Linked DNA regions of Homo sapiens: region 1 is linked to region 2. Evidence: chromatin loops called from intact Hi-C (ENCODE). Cell type or tissue: PC-9. All regions are shown on one strand.

The links. Hi-C counts contacts between places; a loop is a spot of excess contacts. Peaks named below come from ENCODE experiments on the same cell type or tissue, not always from the same donor. Only the 100,000 strongest peaks of a DNase experiment are listed, where the experiment ranks them.
Region 1: it touches region 2 in a loop (8-fold over the local background); 5 of 110 quality-filtered maps call a loop at or near these places.

The regions. Positions count from the first base shown.
Region 1 is chr5:173,916,769-173,921,768 of GRCh38, forward strand. All of the region lies in intron 2 of CPEB4 (cytoplasmic polyadenylation element binding protein 4), which reads left to right. Among named protein-coding and RNA genes, the nearest start is that of CPEB4, 31 kb to the left of the region's middle. RefSeq lists an enhancer at 1,235-1,494. In PC-9, a CTCF peak has its summit at 1,975; DNase peaks (open chromatin) are centred at 1,443, 1,853 and 2,853; H3K4me3 peaks cover 3,074 bases; H3K27ac peaks cover 3,756 bases.
Region 2 is chr5:173,821,931-173,826,930 of GRCh38, forward strand. No RefSeq gene overlaps it. Among named protein-coding and RNA genes, the nearest start is that of LINC01485, 33 kb to the left of the region's middle. RefSeq lists a cis regulatory region at 492-894. In PC-9, no CTCF peak of the experiment used is centred here; DNase peaks (open chromatin) are centred at 731 and 2,421; H3K4me3 peaks cover 371 bases; H3K27ac peaks cover 3,720 bases.

The DNA.
Region 1 (5,000 bases), 95 kb after region 2:
AAATCATGAAACTCAAGTTGAAAGTTTAGTACACAAAGCTTGTTTCATCAGTTTTATAAAAGTTTTTTTTATATCATTGTAAGAGAGTGGCTGTGGGGATTATTTAAATTCTGTATCTTTACAGTTGGGATAGAATTTAGTGCTACTTAAAAATATGTAATAAATAATAGGAAACCTTAACTTTTCTTTCGATACACCATTTTACTAATATTCCTATATTCCAAATTGCAGTCACTTAGTTGACTTAGAGAACACATGTTGTATACTGGTAGAGAGGCATTAGAACAAGTATTTTATACAGATACTGACTCTGTGCAGGCTGAAATAGCTCTGGAAACCTGCTATGAGAGTTGCTAAATTTTGTCACTTATTTATTTCATATGTTATAAATTTGAAGTAATTTGGGAATAAATAATTTTTTTTCAAAATGAAAGGAAGTCCTACTAAAATAGGTTCTGTTGCTTTAATATTAGAATGATTTATTTCAGGTAGGAATGGTGGGGAGAGTATATAATTTCTTACAGTATTTAACCTTTTTCTATTTAAATTGGTTTGCCTGTGGCAAAATAAGAACAGATTACTGGTACCCTAACCTCCAACCTTTTTAAAGGATTAGATGGACATTTTCCTTTAAGGGACATTTAATGGGGCAGATTCAAAGTACCATAAAGAAGAAGTGGATAGGCTGGGCGTGGTGGCTCACGCCTGTAATCCCAGGGCTTTGGGAGGCCAAGGTGGGTGGATCACCAGGAGTTCAAGACCAGCCTGGCCAACATGGTGAAACCCGTCTCTACTAAAAATGTAAAAATTAGCAGGGCGCGGTAGCGGGCGCCTGTAATCCCAGCTACTTGGGAGGCTGAGGCAGGAGAACCGCTTGAACCTGGCAGGCGGAGGTTGCAGTGAGCCAAGATCAAGCCATTGCACTCCAGCCTGGGCGACAAGACTGAAACTCCATCTCAAAGAAATAAAAAAGAAGAAGAAATGGATAACGCAAACCAGTTAATTTTACTCGGATTTATAATCAAATTTCTCCTTCCAAGTAAATTATTAGTGTGTGGTATCAAATGTGTCTGGCGAATTGAGGGATCTTTAAATATCATTAAGTCTTTAAGACTCAGAGTCGGCCGGCAGCTGCCTGCGTGTCTGGCTGAAGCCTTCCTGAACTAGGCTGGCTCTTTCTTGCTCGGTTTGGATGATACCAAGTAATTCAAAGTAGCGTAACAGGGGAGTGACTTAAGTCTCCTAAGAATTAGAAAGTTGCCTTAATTCTCAAAGCCTCATAAGTAATGGAGGACGTTAAATAGCAAAGAGTATAATTTAAACTGGGCTACAATTAAATGTGTGTGTGGCTATGTAGGAATGAAGCGTGTTTCTTCTCCTCCTGTACTCTCCCTCTCTTGACTGCGGAAATGGAACATCCTAAACAGTCTTTCTCTTGCCTTGGCTTAGCTGTGCTGTAGGATGGGACCTGGGCTTCTGTGTTGAGGTAACTTCTATTGTGAGGAAGAAGAGGGCGAAATTGTGTGGCATGATTTTTTTGTATGAAAAGTGAAGGGCCTATTCTTAATTTTGAACAACTGCCTGCTTTCTGATTTACTTTTGATCCGGATTTGTTGGATTCCTCACTGTACTGTGTAGGTTGAGCTTACAAAGGTGTGGATTTTGAGCAGTGCGATTACCCCCTTTCAGATTTGGGGTTGCTGTTGTTTTTGTCTTTGGGTTTTTATAAGGCGGGGAGGGTAAGGGGAAATGCCTAGGAAAGAAAATCATGTGATGTATGTGAATGCCGACATCGTCATAGGATCGGACTGAAGCCTTTCTCCCTCTAGCCTCTGAATGGAAACCAACTCAGTTCAAACTAAATGCATCTTGTGCATGGGCCAGATCCTCATCTGCCCCGTTTACTTACATAACACATACTAGTCAATCGAAAATAGTGATCCTCTGCCCTCTACCTGCCACACATTCGTGATTGAATATTTAACCCTTGTTTTTATTTGGTCTGAAAATCAAATAAGCAGTTGCCACAAAGGGGGAATTTGTCTTATGTCATCCATGATGTGGGTCCGTAATTACTTAAGCAGCCCCTTTATCTTAATCCTGAACATTGAACACAAGGAATCCTATTTTGAGGCCATGAAAATCGGTTATCGTTTTATTCTTTGTTACCTGAGTGAGAGGTGAGGGTAACGGTGGGCGAGTAGATGGGGGAAGTATTATAATAGTAAACTTTTAATGTTATTAGAAGGTTAAACATACATTTAAAAGATTTTTTTAATACATAATTTTTTCTTTTCAGTTGTAGTAAAGTTCCCTTATAATATGGTTATTATGACTTAATATTGTTTGACATACATTCAGGGCAGGGATTTAACTATGTGTGGTAGATAAAAACTTAGAGATAAATAAGAAAACAAGCAACAATCAGGTAACAAATTAACAAGTACTTTTCTTTAATGTTTTGCTTTGTCATATTAAGTTTTGTGTACAATTTAAGCTTATGTTTTACCATCTGGACAGGCAAAAATAGTAATCTCCACTCAGAAATGAAATCAGAATGACAATTAAGTAGTAAGATTTTCAGACTTTGTCCACAGTTTGTCAATGATAAATATTAGGGACCTTCCTACTGTAAAAAAGAGAAGGGGCCCCACAATATTTATGGGGATACATGTCATTCATGTGCCACATCTAAATTAATAGAGTGTATTGTGCACCTTTAATAGTGTCACTTGGTTTTTCTGTTTTCCTTCTATAATAAAATTCTATAGAGGTGACTCTTGCTGTCTCATTTCCTGGCAGCTACAAAAACAGCCCAAATATCTGCTTAATAAAAAAGCCCTTTGTTGTCTATGAAGGTCTTAAGGCTTTCCTTGATCTTGTTATATAATCCATGACGATGTTATTTGCTGACTTTGGGGGAGGGGAAGAAATGCCACCTGATTCATAGTTGTCATAAAAATATCCAAGATTCTCTGCATTTAGTTTAGCAACAGGAACGAGGGAACAGTTCACAATTGTGCCACAGAATTATTACTTCCCAAAACTCCTGCATGGACTTTCTACCTGAATGTTGTATGCAGTTGATTCATTTATCAACTGTATGTGCCTGGATTGTGAATTTCTTGTTTTTCCCCCTCACATTACCATTATCCTTACTACCAAAACTAAAAAGGAGGAGAGAGAAAATTCTCTGAAATTGTTCTTGCTTAGCCCTGTACAATTAGCCATACAATTTGTAAAAGGAATACTTTTTAAGAAGGTTTAAACTAGTCACTACTTTTCAAATCAGACATTGAGATGGTCAGGCTGCCTCTGGGCTTCATTATTTTATCTAATTGACTGATTCTGAATTCAGTCCTACACCACTGCACTCAGTTCTAAAAGCAAGGCTTTGTTTTATTCTGGGTATTACCTGGTAACCAGTCAATTAAGAACATTAGTGGAACTCTGAAGGGAAAGCACTTCCATAATCTCTTTGGAATCCAGTTGGGTTGATGCCAGTTGCTGTGTATTGGAAAAGAGAAGGAGGAATCAACCAATTAGAGCCCCCTTTTAGTGCTTGAGAAACCAACAATAAAGAGCAAGTCTTAATTCTGAAGAGCAGCCCTGATTAATTGAAATATAAATAACTTTTAAAAATCTAACTTCTGCTGGCTATAATATTCCAAATAATAAATGTCTGGCATGGTTGACTAAATAGAGGTATTTAAACCAGCTGCCTGATTTCTTTATTGTAATGATCGGAAGTTGTTAGCATATAACAGACTTTTCCAAATGTTACGAAATAAAAGGAGAAGTGTTCAGGGTTGTGTTCAAACCTGGTTTGGCCACTAGTAGTGCCTTAGATTGGTCACTTCTCTCTAGACCTCAATTTCCTCACCTGTAAACGGAGGGGTTGAACTTAATGATCTTTACATTACCATCAGCAATTCAGTCTTACATTACAAAACTGGAGGTACAGTTTTATATTTTAAAACTGAAGGTTTTTATGGTGTAATGACTGAAAGTAGCCCATGAATATCATGTGATTCTGGGTGTGGCAGTATTTCATATGGAGTAGTTTGTATAAGGGCTATAATCAGAGATCAGATTTAGTCGGTTGAGTGAAGGCTTTGGGTCTAAACTACATCTTTTCTTTTTGAGATAGGCCTAAAAATATTATGTTTAGAAAACAGTTGTTTAAACTTGGCCTCGTGAAATGTTTTTGTTCTCCATTTGTGAACCATGGGCCTCTTCAGCCATGGGAATTATTTGATAGAGCCTGTGAACCCATTAGTGACCAGGCATTCCAGTTAGATGATAGATGTCACTTGTGTATGCATGATTATCTTCCAAAAGCATGTGGATGCTGATGTAATGCAATTAAAATACATTTAAAGGTGTTGCTGAGTTCATAGTAGCCTTCTGATATTAAGATTTTTTTTTGTTTTTGTTCTGTTTTACTTAGGGTAGAGACAGGGGTAGGAGTCTTCAGTTATTATTATGGAGGAAAGCCTCTCTGAAATATTTTGATCAAAGTAGGTCTTAATAGTTATTACAACAGATTATGAAATACTGCTCTAGAGAACTTCCCTAATTTTTCTGCTTTATACTCTTGCCATTAGAATGCTCCTTGTTACAAAAAAGAACATAACATAAAAAAGGAATTTAACAGAGGAAATGGTGAGGAGGAGGACAGGGAGGAGTGAGGAGGCTACTGACGCTCTCCTAAATTGTCCTCTCCACCAAGTAGCATTTTGGAGCTTCCTGACATCTGAAGCCATCTTTATTCCTTTGTAGCAGGGTTAAGAATATGGGCTGCTGAGGCTACATCCTGCATGATGCCAGGGGGTAGAGGGAGCCATCTGACGAGATGGGTGCACTCCGTGTTGTATAACATGGCAGTTCTTGTTAGGAGGGGGAGGCAAGTGCTACTAAAGCCTCTTTAAGCCACATGGTTTGGAAGTGTCTTATATTTTAGCTTCTGCTTATACTCCACCTCCACAAATATTTGAACA
Region 2 (5,000 bases):
GATATATGCCAGATTGCTAAAATTTAGAACAAAAACAAGAAACTCACTCCTAATTTGTTTTCTGTTGATTACATGTTGAAATGTCAATATTTTACATATATTTAATATGCTACTAAAGGGATTTTACCAGTTTCTTTTTACTTTTTTTTTTTTTTTTGAGATGGAGTCTTGCTCTGTTGCTCAGGCTGGAGTGCAATAGTGTGATCTCGGCTCACTGCAACCTCCGCCTCCCGGGTTCAAGCAATCCTCTTGCCTCATCCTCCTGAGTAGCTGAGATTACAGGCGCGTGCCACCATGCCCAGATAATTTTTGTATTTTTAGTAGAGATGAGGTTTCACCATGTTGGTCAGGCTGGTCTCGAACTCCTGACCTCGTGATCCGCCTGCCGCAGCCTCCCAAAGTGCTAGGATTACAGGTGCGCCTGGCCTCTTTTTACTTTTTTAATGTAGCTGCTAGAAAATGTAAAATTACATACGTGACTTGCATTATATGTATGGACGATGCCACCCTAGGAAGCTGACATTTTCCAGAAATCATCAGTGGCCTGATCTGTCAGCAGGTGTGTGTGTGTGGGTGTGTATGTGTGTGGGGGTGTGGGTGAGCCATTGAGGGGAGGCAGCACAGACCCAACAGTAGACATGCTACTTGGACTTGACACTGTAGAAGACAGAGAATGAGTCAGGCATTATGAGAAGCAGATTGGCCCGATTACATTGTTTAAATAACACCTCAAAGCAGAGTTGGGGAGGGACTAGACGTTCTCACGAAAAACAAAGCCACAAGAAGCTTTGTGGTGGAACAGAAAGAGGACAGTCACTAGGCTCAGGCTAGCCTAGTGGCTAAGAGTGTGGGCTCTGGAGTTTGAATCTTAGCCTTCCCACTAACTAGCTGTGTGAGCTCCAGTAAGTTACATAACAACTCTGTTTGTCTGTACAGTAAGGATCTATATCATTGGGTTGCTAAGAGGTATCTTAGTTTGGGCTGCAATAACTATACGGTTGATGCAAAAGTAATTACAGTTCTTGTGATTGAAACTAATGGCAAGCAGGGTGCAGTGGCTCACGCCTGTAATCCCAGCACTCTGGGAGGCCGAGGTGGGCGGATCATGAGGTCAGGAGATCGAGACCATCCTGGCTAACACGGTGAAACCCCGTCTCTACTAAAAATACGAAAAATTAGCCAGGCGTGGTGGCAGGTGCCTGTGGTCCCAGCTACTCGGGAGGCTGAGGCAGGAGAATGGCATGAACCCAGGAGGCGGAGCTTGCAGTGAGCCGAGATCATGCCACTGCACTCCAGCCTGGGTGACAGAGCGAGACTCCATCTCACAAAAAAAAAAAAAAAAGAAAAACAAAACAAACCAAACACACAAACAAACAAAAAAAACAACTAATGGCAAAAACTGCAATTACTTTTGTACCAACCTAATAGGTACCATAAACCAGAGAACTTTATTTCTCACAGTTCTGGAGGTTGGGAGCCTGAGGTCAGGGTGCCAGCATGGTTTGGCTCCAGGGCCCTGCTGCAGGCTGCAGATTGTTATTGTGTCATTGCAGGGTGGAAAGAGGAAAGAGAGCTCTCTGGAGTCCCTCTTATAAGGGCACTAATCTCTTCCATGAGGGATCCACTCTCATGACTCAGTTGTCTCCCAAAGGACCCATCTCCAAATATCACCACATTGGAGGTTAGGATTTTAACATACAAATCTGGGGAGACAGAAATATTCAGTCCATTGCGTGAGGCATAAATGTAGTTACATACGTTAAATGTTTGAAACAGCATCTGAATGGCCCATCTTGGTCGCACGCTCCTCTCTGATTTTGCCAGGAGGATATGGTCTTAGGATTGGATCAGCCTGGGTCTTGCACCCAGCCTCTGTGGACAGGCTATCTTGGTCTGCTATCCTAAGAAGTGGAGAGGGGAGGAAATGTGTCGGCCGACACAAACAGCAGCCACCCCTGTCTATTTCACCCTCCCGGCCCTATGACCTTGGGCAAATGACTCAATAGATCAGAAGAGACTCAAGTTATGCTTCTGTCAAAACTTCTGAGGGAAATGATGAGAACTGCACAATCCCCACCCCATACAAGGTACCCGACAAATGTTAATCCCTCCATTGGGCAAATGGAAGGCAATGTGGCCATGACTGGCAGCGGAGACCTGACTTTTGGCAGAGCCTAGTCAATTACCCAAGTTTGGGAGCTATCCTCTCTGGGGGCCAGATCATACCACAAACTTTCAAATCAATGTCAACAGGAAGGTCAGCTGGAACTTTCAGGCCAGGGTCTGGTGCGTGGGCCTGGGCCTGGCATCTGTTTAGTAAACATCCCCCAGCCTTCCTCTTGGAAGCCTTCCTTTACTCACTAAGCAGTTTTGGTCCAACCTGTTTTCCTTTTGTAGCTGGGATTTTGTAAGAGGCCAAATTCCAGGCTGGGGCAGGATAAACAAGATCGCATGGCTAATGATTGGTGAGTCTGCCTGGAATGCAATTTACCACAGAATTTCAGTGAAGGAGACTTTATCACCCCCTGGACTGTTTACAGGGAGGTTGTTAAAACAGGAAGGAGGTTCCAGGCTCTGCGGGGTAGCTGCCTGGCATTATTTTTCTTTGCCTTCTTTTAGGGAACAGGGGCACCTGCTATGAACTAAAAATTCTCTGCCTCAGTCTGCTTTACATGTAAAATCCCCTTGGTCAAAACCTTCCATTCATCTAACAAATTACAGCTTACAAAAGATTCTCAATTCTACCACTACCCCAGTTTGGCAGGTGGGGAAATCAGAGCTCAGAGCAGAGAAGTAACTTACCCAAGGACACGCAGCCAGGAAATGGCAGGGCCAGGATTAGAAAATTTTCCACAAAGTGAATCAGGCAATAATAGTGTTTGTGCTCCATCTTCTTCATCTGCAGCTAACCTTTCCCTCTGGGTGGGGATACGTGACTTGAATATAGTCTGGTGATGAAGGGATGAGAGGAGGGTCCCTTGTTCCAATGTGGATATTACCACAGTAGAGAAAGATTTTTCTTTTAACCCAGCTCAGAATTTTAGAAATTTGCATCCTTGACCTCACACTATCCCTTCTCTGTTCAAACAAACCCCTAGCCTCTCCAACTCCAGTGTTGGTGGCTCTCTTTCTAAAGGGTGTTGAGATAGACAGGTCAGTAAGGAGATTTGAGTCTGGCTCCTGGGATGGCAGCAATACTGATGTCTACACGACCTTTGGCAAATCACTAACTATCCGTCTCCGGGCCTGAGTTTTCTTTTCTGAACAAAGCGGATGTGAAGTCTAGATGAAGTCGGAAATCCCATCCATGCTTCTGAAAATTCTGCTTGTGGCTGCACCACTGAGGAGCAGGGGCCCGGGAAACGCCTGGCTCTAGTCTGCATCTTATGGCCCTGCCTTGCTGCCAGCATCCACAGGTCTCCCTAAGCCTTGGATGATTGGCCCCGGCTGCCCCGTCTGGTGAGCTCAGCGCAGCATTCGTGAGAACTGATGGTGGAGATAAAGATAGGCATGCTGAAATGAGGCACACTCTGCCTCTGCCCCCACACAGCCCTCCTCCCTCGAGACAGCTGTGGACCAGCCTGGGGGAGGACTGGTTGCCATCCTAGGATGAACAAAGCTTGGGGTGGGCAGGTTCCATTAGCTCATTCTCCTAATTATTCTGGCTGGTCATTGTTTCTCCTGATGAATTCCCAATTAGCACTGGGGAGCACAGCTTGGGTTTGATTCTGCCAGTTTTCCGGAGCCAGTTCTCAGCTATTTCTGGCTTGGCCAGACCTACGACCTTCCTGCTTCCATGCTAGCTGCAATTCAGGAATGGCCTCAGGGGCACTTACACGTTGCCACCATCAATGACAACACCGTGAAATTGGTCTCATTGTTGCCATTTCACACGTGGGGAAACTGAGGCTCAGTGAAGTGAAGAGGTTTGCCCAGCTTCCTACCACAAGTAAGTAAGTGGTGCAGGTGAACGCTGCCTTGCAGATTTTCAAACATGTCAGCCTTCTAGTCCAATCGTGGTCTTCATGTGATTCTCTTATGGCACCTAACTCACTGCTTTGCTATTACAGCACTTGAATAATTTAAAAACAAATTCTTAATTTAATAAAATCAATAAATAAACCTCATGATTTGTCTTCCCAATTGAAACCCCAGCTTCTGTGACATTCGGGCAATTTCTAAGCTAGCCAGAGAACCTCCTGGTCATGTTAGGAATAAGCAAAGCCGTTTGGGTTTTAATAACATGGTGAGAAAATAGTGTGACTTTAAAGTCCTTATTAGCCCTGGAATGCATTTTCCAAAGCAGGAATTAGCTGACACAGGCAGAGTGTCAGCTGGAAAAACAAGGTCTGGGTTAGGTGGCCCAGAAAAAAACCCGCTTTGGTGCCCAGAGCCTCCCATTGATTTCAATTGCTGGTTAGCATAGGCCAGCAGAACGATTGTCCCGTCGGTGAATGTGCCATTAGAAATGACCCCACCAGCTAATGGGGGTTTAAGAGTGGCTTGCTTGGTTCTTGGTATGGTTCCTGTTGTCATTTTTAGTAAGAAAATTACCTGTCTGTCATTCCCTTTAAACTTGCACGGTAATAATTAACCAGGCCCCAAAGAGAAGCTGGTTACCCTTAACCTTGGCTAGATGAAAGCTCAGTGACCCATTAAAGTCTGTGAAATCATTTAACTCTGAGCAGCTAGGGAGGTCATGTTGTAGCTGATATTTGGTGGAAAATGGATGTAAGAACTCACATTGGTTCATTATCTCACAATTTGCAGAGTTCAAGGTAACCTTGAGGTCATGAGCAAGGACTGTCACTCAGGCGTCAGCAAACCATGGCCCACTGGCCAAACCTGGCCCACCCCATACTTCTGTAAATAAAGTTTTATTGGAACATAGCCATACCCGCTCATATACATATCATCTGTGGCTGTTTTTGTGCTATAACAGTAGAGTTGAGTAGCTGTGACGAAGACCATATGGCTTGCAAAACCTAAAATATTCACTC